Linked DNA regions of Homo sapiens: all the other regions are linked to region 1. A link is a contact called in ENCODE Hi-C or POLR2A ChIA-PET data. All regions are on one chromosome and are shown on one strand. Each heading gives the region's core, a stretch centred on a gene start or an enhancer-like site at or near the end of the contact. The rest is flanking DNA. Distances are from core to core; before and after follow the strand shown.

What was found. A loop is a pair of places that touch in the nucleus more often than their neighbours do. ChIA-PET counts read pairs that join two places held with the same protein, here RNA polymerase II (POLR2A). Pooled maps may share reads with other maps.
Region 2: a map with no recorded cell type shows a loop between it and region 1 (8-fold over the local background). The contact joins the promoter of FTH1 here to the promoter of PLAAT2 in region 1. A Hi-C loop is called at or near these places in 3 of 37 single-sample maps with no recorded cell type and 6 of 50 pooled maps.
Region 3: a loop to region 1 is called in a pooled map, with 6 times the contacts of the local background. The contact joins the enhancer-like site here to the promoter of PLAAT2 in region 1. A Hi-C loop is called at or near these places in 6 of 37 single-sample maps with no recorded cell type and 10 of 50 pooled maps. POLR2A ChIA-PET finds 5 or more read pairs at or near these places in 1 of 52 experiments (GM12878).

The regions. Positions count from the first base shown.
Region 1 is chr11:63,561,205-63,565,166 of GRCh38, forward strand. It overlaps PLAAT2 (phospholipase A and acyltransferase 2), which reads right to left and starts at 2,175. Exons shown (of 4, transcript NM_017878.2): 1 at 2,112-2,175. The coding sequence starts at 2,120. RefSeq lists a silencer at 3,132-3,211.
Region 2 is chr11:61,966,043-61,970,004 of GRCh38, forward strand. It overlaps FTH1 (ferritin heavy chain 1), which reads right to left and starts at 1,592. Exons shown (of 4, transcript NM_002032.3): 1 at 1,270-1,592. The coding sequence starts at 1,383. It overlaps LOC399900 (a long non-coding RNA gene), which reads left to right and starts at 1,252. Exons shown (of 1, transcript NR_187560.1): 1 at 1,252-2,837. RefSeq lists silencers at 1,119-1,318, 1,589-1,938 and enhancers at 2,459-2,528, 2,649-2,698.
Region 3 is chr11:62,549,343-62,553,304 of GRCh38, forward strand. No RefSeq gene overlaps it. Among named protein-coding and RNA genes, the nearest start is that of AHNAK, 4.5 kb to the left of the region's middle. RefSeq lists enhancers at 1,829-2,634, 2,635-3,440. Within about 2 kb of position 1,791, at least 29 of the 41 ENCODE cell types and tissues checked have a DNase peak (open chromatin) inside an H3K27ac peak, as active enhancers do.

The DNA of each region.
Region 1 (3,962 bases), core at 925-3,424:
TGAAATAACTCAGTAATGGAAAATCAAACATCCTATGTTCTCACTCGTAAGTGGGAGCTAAGCTATGAGGACGCAAAGGCATAAGAATCATACAACGGACTCTGAAGACTGAGGGAAAAGGGTGGGAGTGGGTGAGGAATAAACGACTACACACTGGGGCTGGGTGTGGTGGCTCACGCCTATAATCCCAGCATTTCAGGAGGCCGAGATGGGTGGATTGCCTGAGGTCAGAAGTTTGAGACCAGCCTGGCCAACATGGTGAAACCCCCATCTCTACTAAAAATACTAAAATTAGCTGGGTATAGTGGCAGGTGCCTGTAATCCCACCCACTTGGGAGGCTGAGGCATGAGAATTGCTTGAACCCGGGAGGCAGGGGTTGCAGTGAGCAGAGATCGTGCCACTGCACTCCAGCCTGGGCGATAGAGTGAGACTCCATCACAAAAAAAAAAAAAAAAAAAAAAAAAAAGACTACGCATTGGGTACCGAGTACACTGCTGAGATGATAGGTACACCAAAATCTCAGACATCACCACTAAAAACTAATTTATGTAACCAAATACCACATGTTCCCCCCCAGAACCTCGAAATTTAAAAAAAAGTAAAGCCTTTGACTAGAGGGGTCAAGAGTCAACTTGACCAAATAAGGGACAATTTGAGCATCAAAAAAAAATAATAAAAATAACTGTACACAAACTGAAACACATCAAATATGTTAAAACCCACGTGTTCATAAGGATATTTTTTAAAAACACTAGGCATCTTTGGAGGATGGAAAAGAATCACCCTATTATTCCAAAAGCTGGTAAATAAAGGAAAAGATTCAAGCATTTCCTAACTGAATTGTCCTCACGGAATGCAATTTAAAACTACAACAAACCCCAAAGCTACAAACCAATACTTGTAAGGTAGCCATATATGTATGCAAAAACAGAAAAATATTTGGAAGAATACGCACCAGGTTGTACAGAGGGGAAAGGCTGTACAGATGGGAAGGATGGTCAAAGGGGACATTAGTTTTTATGCTAATAGTTTTGGTTTTTGGCTTTTGGCTTTTTTTGAGACATGATCTCATTTTGTCACCCAGGCTGGAGTGCAGTGGCACTATCACAGCTCACTGCAGGAAGCCTCAGCCTCCCCAGCTCAAGTGATCCTCCCACCTCAGCCTCCCAAGAAGCTAGGACTATAAGCACATACCATTATCCTTGGCTAATTTTAATATTTTTTGTAGGGATGGGATCTCACTATGTTGCCCAGGCTAGAGTTTCGGTTTTTCAGACAAAGTGAATGTGTTCACGTATTTCTCCTGGAATTAAATACATTCTTTCTTTTTTAAGTCGAAGCTTTAGAGTCAGAGCCTCCTAAGTTCGAATTCCCTCTCTGACTTTTGGGCAGCCCCCTCTCTATACTTACCAGTATATCATTCCTCCTATCCATGAAGTTGGCAGTAATTATGCCTACTTCATAGGATTGCTTATTAACTACCTGGTGTGGATTAAATAAAAGAAGTGTTTAGCATGGTGTCTGGACCCCTGAGCACTTGGGAAATGTGGCTGCTATTGGGTCTAAAGGAAGAAGGAAACTAAGAAGGAATTGGAGGGAAGGAGGGAAAGTAGAGGGACTGGCCCTGCCTGGAGGCGAGGGAGACAGAGCCCTTTCTGACAGCCCCCATTGCCACCCACACAGCTGGAGCCCTTTCCCTGGACCCTCCCTCCCCAGCTAATCCCTCCCACTGAGGATGATGTGACAGAGGAGGCGGCCTGTGGGGTAAACCAAGGGCTGCTCTCCCTGAGCCCACCATTCCTGCCTTCAGGAGGCTTAGCAGAGCCACTGGTAGTTTGGCCAGAGGAGGGCTTGGAAAAGCATAAACGCAAACTTTGGCCACAGTAGAACCAGACCCCATGCGGCAGCTGAGGCTGGGGAGCCTCCAGGGTCATAACCCAGCACCGTGGTTCCTTCCCACAGTGTCTGAGAGAGCCAGACCCCCAGAACTCAGCATGTGCCCATGTGCCCTCCATGCCAGAGCTGTAGACCAACAAGAATACACATAATCATCACTAATAGGGTGGTTGTTCCTCAAATCAAAGCTTTAAAACCGTTTCTGGGGACTTACCAAAGCCATCCTTCCTTCAAGATGATGTCTTGTGTGTTGCTGACTCTGTGTCCAGCCTTAAATTAGCTCTGAGTTTCACTTTCCCTGTGACCCAGCCCATATACAACTATTTCAGAACATAGGCTGGGTGCGGTGGCTCACACCTGTAATCCCAGCACTTTGAGAGGCTGAGGCGGGAGGATCACAAGGTCAGGAGATCGAGACCATCCTGACTAACACGGTGAAACCCCGTCTCTCCTAAAAAATAGAAAAAATTAGCTGGGCATGGTGGTGGGCACCTGTAGTCCCAGCTACTCCAGAGGCCGAGGCAGGAAATGGCGTCAACCCAGTAGGCAGACCTTGCAGCGAGCAGAGGTCGTGCCACTGCACTCTAGCCTGGGCGGCAGGGCGAGACTCAGTCAAAAAAAAAAAAAAAAAAAAAACAGAACATAGATCAAGGTTCATGTAAAATTTTCCCTGTCTTCAAACAGGGGCAGAGCACATATCAAGTAGGCAAGGCGGCATGAAAATCAGCCAGACAGAAGAGGAATCAGAGCTCAGGATATAGATTGAGAAGGACTTAGTGGCAGTGTGGTCAGGGGCACAGCTGACAATCACCAAGTTTCAGGTGGAACAAGCAAGATCCAGTGGTTGTGGGGGCAAGGGAGGATATAGAGACAGAGACCATGGGGGAAAATTTCAAAAAGGAGAGAGGAGCCCCAGAGAGACTGAGATTCATGCCTCCAAATTGGGAATGATGGTTGCCGGGACAGGCAAACATTTCCACCAACCTCAAACCCCATGGCCCTAGAAAAATCGTATTATTGGAGGCACATTCCTCTACCCTGGAAACAGAGTGAGCCTGCTTGGACAGCAGTATAGAAACCACTCCCCTTTCTGCCTCTCACCCACAGTTCAGAAACACTCATTCCACACCAAATGGAAACCAAAACCCAGTACTGGGTGTGTAGAGGTTGCTTCTTTGAGGCACCTGCATGCTTATCTCACCCAAGCTCCAAATAAGTATCTCTTCTGTCATCTACATATAGTTGTCCGGTCCTGAGCAAACTGGACAGGAAGGGGTGGGTGGGGCTGGGGGGAGCTGAGCATCCTCACTGTGGGGCATGGGGGCGAGGACCAATAACTTACCCTCTTCAGGCTATAAACAAACAAACAAACAAAGAGCTTTAGTGTGGGGATGCAGATGGACTGGAGCCAGAACTGGAAAACTCTTTGGGAGCCACAGCAGTTCTGCATGACCAGCTACTCCCTCAGCTCACGTGGTCATGTGGTCTTGCTCCCATGGAGACGGCCTCTCTCAGCACCTCCACTCCATTCTCCTCTGAGTTGCAGTGGGACAATCTTCAAAGTATTCCTTCTGGAGGGAGACAGTAGGGTTGGCTTGGCTAATTATCTCCTGCCCCATTGTCCAGAGACCTCTGGGCCGGTCCCACTCAGGCTTGCTGATCATCTTTTTAGGGGCTGACCTCCAGTCCAGCAATCTCAGTTCTTCCTATGCCTGCCCTCCCCTTGCAACCACATCACACCCCTGTTTCCTGGGGCAGGAGGACTTCCACGTGCTGTCTGCTGAAAGGATCTCAGGTGGGTTGGCACAATGACCAACCAGACCATGCAGGGCGGAGTTGGGGAGGAACATCACTGTACTCATGCTGGGGCTTGTGGCTTTTCACCGAATCCAAGCTGTTCAGAGTGTCAGGAAATTATGTCCAGGAGCTATAGGAAAGGAGAGTCTGCAAATCAAGGGCCAGTGGAATGAGAATTCTGCTGTCTCCCTACTGTTCATGCTGAGCAGGAAAGGTGACAAAGTTCTACTGACAGAGAACAGGGTAGGGCAGGCCACACCCAGCCTGC
Region 2 (3,962 bases), core at 342-2,841, 1.6 Mb before region 1:
GGCAGGCGGATCACGAGGTCAGCAGATCGAGACCATCCTGGTCAACATGGTGAAACCCCGTCTCTACTAAAAATAAAAAAAAATAGCTGGGCGTGGTGGCGTGCGCCTGTAATTCCAGCTACTCAGGAGCCTGAGGTAAGAGAATCACTTGAACCCAGGAGGCGGAGGCTGCAGTGAGCCGAGATCGCGCCACTGCACTCCAGCCTGGGCGACAGAGCGAGACTCTGTCTCTCACACACACACACAAATTAAAAACCCCCATGCAAGGTGGCAAATGTGGACAGTATGTTGATGTAAACATACTTTTATAATAGTTATATCACAAAAATTTGATTTTCAGTTTTAGACATTTGATGTAGTCAAGTGTTTGTGAAAGGCAGTGACAGTCACAGAAATACAGGCCTGTTTTCAAATCCATTTGGAACACATTTATTCTTGGGATAGTTTGGACAATCACAAGGCAATTCTAAGGAAGACTCCCACGACACTGCCTAAGACCAAGATTTGGGAAAACTGATTCCACTGATCACTGAAAAATTTCTTGCCCAGTAACTGTCGGTGGACTTTATCCAAGAACTGGGGGTTCAATTAGTAGGCCAAACTCCACACCTCTTACAGTAAGATACATAAAAGATAAATTAGGTCCCCTAGGCGCAAGGTCAGGTGACACTTCGGTGACTGCAGAAGGGGCGATTCCTAGAGATATGCTTCAAAGCAAGTGGGACTTAGAGATAAGCAGAGCCGAGAGGTGGATACGGCTGCTCGAGAGGGATCTACCCACAAGATAAGCCACCTCCCGCCAGCCCCCAAGGTTTGCTATTCGACACCGTTACCCAGCAGCTCCGCCACACACAGGCGGACGGGAGCTGGATACCTAAGCAAAAAACGCTGGCATTTAGGGCCAAATGCCGGAGGCAGAGGAAAAGATGGGAAAGCAAAACTCCACCTTCCTAACCGCAGGATTGATCACACAGGCTGGCAGTCTTGCAACCCCAGGATTTCAGGACACCAAGGTCTCCTTAAAAAAGAAGGGTGTGCAGAGGCGGCCCTGGCCTAGGAGGGAGCATTCTCAGGGTACAGCCGAGAAGAACCAGCTGCCCCGACTTTCTGCGCCAGAGAAGTCCTCGGAAACCTCGAGCAGCCTCCATTTTCCAGAAGGGCGCAGGGAGGCGGGAGAGCCCGCGGGTGGCCACACCCCCGGCCCGCCCCAGCGCGCGCCCCGGGAACCGCGCCCGGCCCCCGCCACCGCTTAGGCCCGCCCGCGCTCACCATGGACAGGTAAACGTAGGAGGCGTAGAGCTCCAGGTTGATCTGGCGGTTGATGGCGGCCTCTGAGTCCTGGTGGTAGTTCTGGCGCACCTGCGAGGTGGACGCGGTCGTCATGGCGGCGACTAAGGAGAGGCGGCGGCGGCGGCGGTGGCTGCGCGGCGCTGGAGCGGCGGCGGGGGCCTTGGGGCAGTCCGAGGGTGCGGTGAAGAGGTGACGGAGGGCTGGCTATGGGCGGCCGGCCGGGGTGGGGAACGAGCGCCGGGTTCCGTCCAAGCACTGTTGAAGCAGGAAACCCCGACGACTCTCGGCGAAGAACGTCTGGCCCTGCGGGTCGCTTGTGGTCTCTTATAGCCGCGTCGGCGTCAGGCCCGCCCCGGCCAATCAGCGCCGCCCGCCCCGAGCCCGCTCCTTCCGGTGGGCGCGGGACCCCGCCCCTGCTGTGGGGGAGGGGCGGCCGCTGGAGGCCCTCGCGCGCTCTGGCGGAGCTCGGGAGCGGGGACCGGTAGCCGACTGCCTCTGGGACAGCGGTGGCGTCTCTGTGCCCGTTTAGTGGAGTTGGAGGGAAGCTGCGAGGAGGCGCAGGAAGTCCACCTCAGAACCCCCCCCCCGGTCTAGGGGCGCCCGGGCGTTGGAACCGGCGGGGGAAGGGTGCGGGGGCGCATGGGGTGATCCTGATTCGGCTCCCATTTTCCCGAACGGGCACCCTGAGGCTCCTGGCCCGGGGCATGGTGTTAGAAATCATAGCTGCGGAGAAGCCCTTGTGACACCTTGCTGCAGATTGGGAAGCTGCAGATGATTGGGAAGGTGGAAGGTGGAGACGCGGTCCTTAGGTGGTCGAGCGCATTTTCTCTTCCTCAGAGTCCAGGAAGGAGCGCGATGGAGAAGTGGGGCGCACGGCGGGTTTCGGGTCCGCCCCTGCCCTTCCGACTCCTCCGACCACGTCTGCCTTTGGCTGAAAGCAAATATGGCTCCGTGTGCGGTTTCTGCAACAAAGGCTGGGCGGGCCGGGTTTCCCTAGGGATGGGGACCGCCTCCCCGGGGAGTCGTGGGGGTGAGCCACCGGGGCCTCCGAGAGAATCGCTGGTGTCGCTTCGCACCCAAGGGACACATCTCGGGTTAGAAAGGAGAAACGACGTGGATCTAAAGGCGAAGCCCATGCTGAGGACTTTTCAAAATGGCCTCTTATCGGCCCCACTCACAGGAGCTTCAGGCTTCGGTGGCCCTGTAGGACAACCCTGGGGTGTCATTGGAGAGAAGCTGACGGGGTTAATGGCGGGTGACAGGTGAAAGAGACCCCGGAGGGGTGGGGCCGGTGTGTGTGGCTAAGCTGAGTCCCAGGCACAGGGTGGATGTGAATTTATGGGTGGCAGAGCTAGAGCTAGGCCCTGCCCTTACCTAGGTCCTGGCTTCGAGGTCCACTGTTCTGTCGCGTCTTTTGACGCATCGGTGGAAGAACTGAATTTCAGGATGCTCACAAACCTGCAGCTGGAAGCTAGACTTCCAAACCTTAGTTTAAAAAAGCAACTCTACTGAAATACTAAAATAAATTGCCGACGGAATTAGGGTGATTTCTTGTTCACGGTTTCATTTAAAAATGCACCTATGTTATTTACAGGAAAAACGTTTTAGTGGTGCTAGAGCTACAAGAATAAGGTAAACAGAAGGATGCTGCTAGACCAGGAGTACCTTACCCAGTCTGGGATAGGAGGAGGTCGGGGAAGCCCTCCCTAAGCAAGACACGTGAGCTGAGTTTGAAGAAAAAGTTAAAAGGAAGGTGAAGTGCGGGAGAGAAACAGGGAAGGGAATTTGGAGCAGAGTGAACAGCATATGCAAAGGTGTGGAAATGTGGAAATGCATGGCCTGTTAAAGCTGCCTTAAGAAAATATGTTGCCTGGGGCTGGGCGCGGTGGCTCATGCCTGTAATCCCAGCATTTTGGGAGGCCGAGGCGGGCGGATCACTTGAGGTCGGAGTTGGAGATCAGCCTGGCTAACTAACATGGCTAAACCCTTCTCTACTGAAAATACAAAAATTAGCCGGGCGTGGTGGCATGCGCCTGTAATCCTAGCTATTCTGGAGGCTGAGGCAGGAGAATCGCTTGAACCTGGGAGGCGGAGGTTGCAGTGAGCCGAGATCGCGCCTTTGCACTCCAGCCTGGAAGACAAAACAAAACTCCGTCTCAAAAAAAAAAAAAAAAAAGAAAGAAAGAAAGAATGTTGGCCTGGAAAGTACAGTTTATGTTGGGGGATGCTGGTTAGGGTGGAGAATAGGGGCAAGATCGGGCAGGGTTGTGTTCCATAAAAAGAGGTTAAACTTGATCCTAGAGACAGCATAGAGACACCTCATTAGCTTTGTTTTTAGAAACCTTACACTGGGAATCTCTTAGGATAAGAGTATAGCAAAGTCACCATATATAGGATCCAAAGCTTTCCTTTATAACAGTAACCACCAGTTAGAAAATATGGGGAAAAAAGAATGGAAAAAAAAATGTTTTTCACTTACATTGACAACAAAAGCTTAAAGTACCTTGGAATAAAGTTAACAAGAAATATATAGAAAAAACTATAAATGCTTACTGCTGGACAAAAAATTCAAAAAGCCTAGCATAAATGAAGAGGTACCATATTCCCAAATGGTCGGTCAATCTTCATTCTGTAAAGATGTCAGTTTCCCCAAATAAGCATAAATTCACTGC
Region 3 (3,962 bases), core at 541-3,040, 1.0 Mb before region 1:
CAAGAGATCGAGACCATCCTGGCCAACATGGTGAAACCCCGTCTTTCCTAAAAATATAAAAATTAGCACTTTGGGAGGCCGAGGCAGGCGGATCACCTGAGGTCAGGAGTTCAAGACCAGCCTGGGCAACATGATGAAACCCCGTATCTACTCAAAATACAAAAATTAGCCGGGCATGGTGGTGTGCGCCTGTAGTCCCAGCTACTCGGGAGGCTGAGGCAGGAGAATCGCTTGAACCCAGGAGGTGGAGGTTGCAGCAAGCTGAGATCGTGCCACTGCACTCCAGTCTGACAACAGAGCGAGACTCTGTCTAAAAAAAAAAAAAATGATCCTGCAGGCTGGAACAGAGCTGGGGTTTCCTAAGACTGCCACCTCAGCCCAAGGGAGGGGAATATTTTCAAAAGTTTTCAGTGGTGTTAAGTGGAGAAACGCACACTTTTAGAAACTTCTGCCAACTCTTCTCCTTCTGCCCGCTGGTGTAGCCTCCCCCACACCCCCTCCCAAAACTACCTTAATATGATTGTGTCTGATCCTGCAGCAGCTACTTTCGTTGGTTTTTTTTTTGTTTTGTTTTGTTTTGTTTTGTTTTGTTTTTTGAGAGGGAGTCTCGCTCTGTTGCCAAGCCTGGACTGCAGTGGCGTGATCTTGGCTCACTGCAGTCTCCACCTCTGGGTTCAAGTGATTATCCTTCCTCAGTCTCCCAAGTAGCTGGACTACAGTCGTGTGCCACCATGCCTGGCTAATTTTTGTATTTTTTAGTAGAGATGGGGTTTCACCATGTTGGCCAGGGTGGTCTCGAACTCCTGACCTCAGGTGATCCCTGCCCACTTCAGCCTCCCAAAGCGCTGGGATTACAGGTGTGAGCCACTTTGTCAGGAGCTACTTTCATCTGTCAGCTCATTTAATCCTTGCACACCCTGGGAGGGAGGCACTTAGTGAGGAATGGTCTCAGAAAGGGTTCGTGATTTACCTAAAATCACACAACTCACAGAGGCAAGAGTCAAAGCTTCCGCTAGCATTTAAGCCTCATGAGGACAGGGTTCTTTCTTCTCTGCTGTATGCTTTGTGCCTAGATTAACTGATTTTTTGTTTTGTTTTGGTTTTTTGCTTGTTTTTTTTTGAGACAGTCTCACTCTGTCGCCCAGGATGGAGTGCAGTGGAGCATTCATGGCTCACTGCAGCCTCAACCTCTCAAGCTCAAGTGATCCTCCCACCTTAGTCTCCCAAGTAGCTGGGACTACAGACACACACCATCATGCTCAGCTAATTTTTTTTTTTTTTTTTGGTAGAGATAGGGTCTCACTATGTTGCCCAGGCTGGTCTTGAACTCCTGGGCTTGAGCAATCCTCCCACCTCAGCCTCCCAAAGTGCTGGGATTATAGGTGTGAGCCACCGCACCCTGGCCCCTCATGCCTAGAGCACTGACTGACACATAGCAATCACTCAAGAGCATGTTTCAAATGAATGAATGAACTCCAGGTATAACTGGCTCCAAAGCCCTTGCCTTTTCTACAATAGATAGCATCCTGCATCCCAGGCTGTCACAACTTCCTCTGGCTCTCAGCCCCCAGGGAGCAATTCCTCTACTTGTGGGTCTTTCTTGCAGCTACCCAAACATTTATTGTGTGTCCAATATGGGGTTGGGGAACTGTGGTGGTGGTGGAAGCAATAGAGACCTTGGCAAGATGGAATCCCAGCAAAAAGCTCAGTCCAGGCGGAAACGGCTCCGATACCCCTTTACCTTGTCCTTTGAATTCCTTGGAGGTCCTATGCCTCCAGAGAATTGGAGTTATCTTTCCTACCAGGTAATTTACACAGCTACTCCCCCGCCAGCACCCCCCCGACACACTATGTTTTGGGTGTTTTTGTTGTTTTGTTGTTGTGGTGGTGGTGGTGGTGGTTGTTTTGAGATGGAGTCTAGCTCTGTCGCCCAGGCTGGAGTGCAGTGACACGATCTTGGCTCATCTTGGCTCACTGCAACCTCTGCCTCCTGGGTTCAAACGATTCTCCTGCCTCAGCCTCCCAAGTAGCTGGGATTATAGGCACGCGCCACCACGCCTGGCTAATTTTTGTATTTTTAGTAGAGACGGAGTTTCACCATGCTAGCCAGGCTGGTCTCGAACTCCTGACCTCATGATCCGCTTGCCTCAGCCTCCCAAAGTGCTGGGATTACAAGCGTGAGCCACCACACCTGGCCTGTTTTTTGTTTGTTTTTACACACCATGTTTTATAAGGAGTATTAAGGAGTTCTTTCGGTCCCTACTTTGCAAAGAAAACCTCCATCTTCTCGAAGGTTTAGACTCCTCTGTGATATAAAGTAAAGGCTTTCCTCTTATAAGAGGGAGGTCAGCCCTGCCGCTAGTGCTCCACCACCATTCAGAGGGAGCTGGTACCACAGTGCTCCACACGCACTGCCAAAGCTGGATGAGCTCTAGGACTTGTCATCACAGGGATACCCCAGCTTCCCCAGAAGTGACACTGCCTCCCTGGGGAGTGGGGGAGGTTCCCTGATATGTACCTGTTTTGCGTGTGTGTGTATATGTCAGTTTGTGTGTGTGTGCGCGCGTCTGTAATGAACCTTGGGCTCTTCTGTTGCCAGGCAACCTGCCTCTATTTTGTTCCTATTATGCCTGTTTCCATAGTAACCACAAAGGGGAGCTCTGTGGGCAGGCCCCTGGCCAGGGGATTCCCCTTCCCCTCCCTTCTCTCCACAGTCCCCTTTTCTGAAATCAGCATGTTACAAGGAAGAAAAGAGGTTGACTGCTCAAAGGGTAATCTCAGTTTCTGATCCCAGAAGGCAAATGAAGTGTGTGGTCTGTTTGCAGTCTCTTTAGAAGCAGACTTTTCCCCCCATGAAGGTTCTTTTGCATGATATTCTTAGAAGCAGAAAAATGGGCTGTGCCTGGTGGCTCACGCCTGTAATCCCAGCACTTTGGGAGGCCAAGGCGGGTGGATCACTTGAGGTCAGCAGCTCGAGACCAGCCTGACCAACCTGGTGAAACCCCGTCTCTACAAAAAATACAAAATTAGCCGGACGTGGTGGTGCACGCCTGTAATCCCAGCTACTCGGGAGGCTGAGGCAGAAGAATTGCTTGAACCTGAGAGGCGGAGGTTACAGTGAGCCGAGATTGCGCCATTGCACTCCAGCATGGGCAAGAAGAGCAAAACTCTGTCTCAAAAAAAAAAAAAAAAAAAGCAGCAGCAGCAGCAAAGAAATGACTGTTAACCCTTCTTAGCACCATCTGGGATCTCCCAGACCCCGCCTCCACCCCATACACACACCAGCCCAGGGATTAGCATCCCTGCCAAACAGGCCCTTCTCCATTCACTTCCGTCACTTCCTAATCTGTCATTGTCCACCCCACCCCCCAAAAGCAAATCTATCTGGTGATTCTGGAATCCAAACATTATTTCCTAAGCAATTCTCAAGCCCCAAACCCTTAACCCTAGCCGAAAATATAAAGCCAAGTAAAATCATCCTTCCCCAGCTCAATTCAAATCCCAGCCTGTATTTAAACTTCAAGCTTCAAATAAGGAGTTCCTGAATTTCTTAGATCAGAGAGCTTTGATACACAGAAACTCTCCAATTACACTCAGTCCTAATGAAATCTTCAAGCCCAACCAGAACCCAAGTTAAAGCTGGTTAGAGAACAAGAGACATGAGGCTGTCTCCAGAGTACCGTCTGGGAGGAAAGAAGGCAAAGAAAGACTGTCCAGGCAGGTGGAAGGGAAAGAAATTGGGCAGGGAGAGTGGGGCAGGTGGACACGATGGGTCATGGCTGGATTTCAGGCAGAGTTAGGGGTGTGGGAATGCTGTGGGGCAATAAGAGGAGATGCAGACCTGAGATTAAGGAAAAGAAGCGACAAGACATGAGGCTGTGAAGGAAGGAGGGAGGGAGAGAGAGAAAACAGAAGAGCTCAGCACTGAGCTAAGGACTGGGCGGGCTGAGTTGTAAACAGGA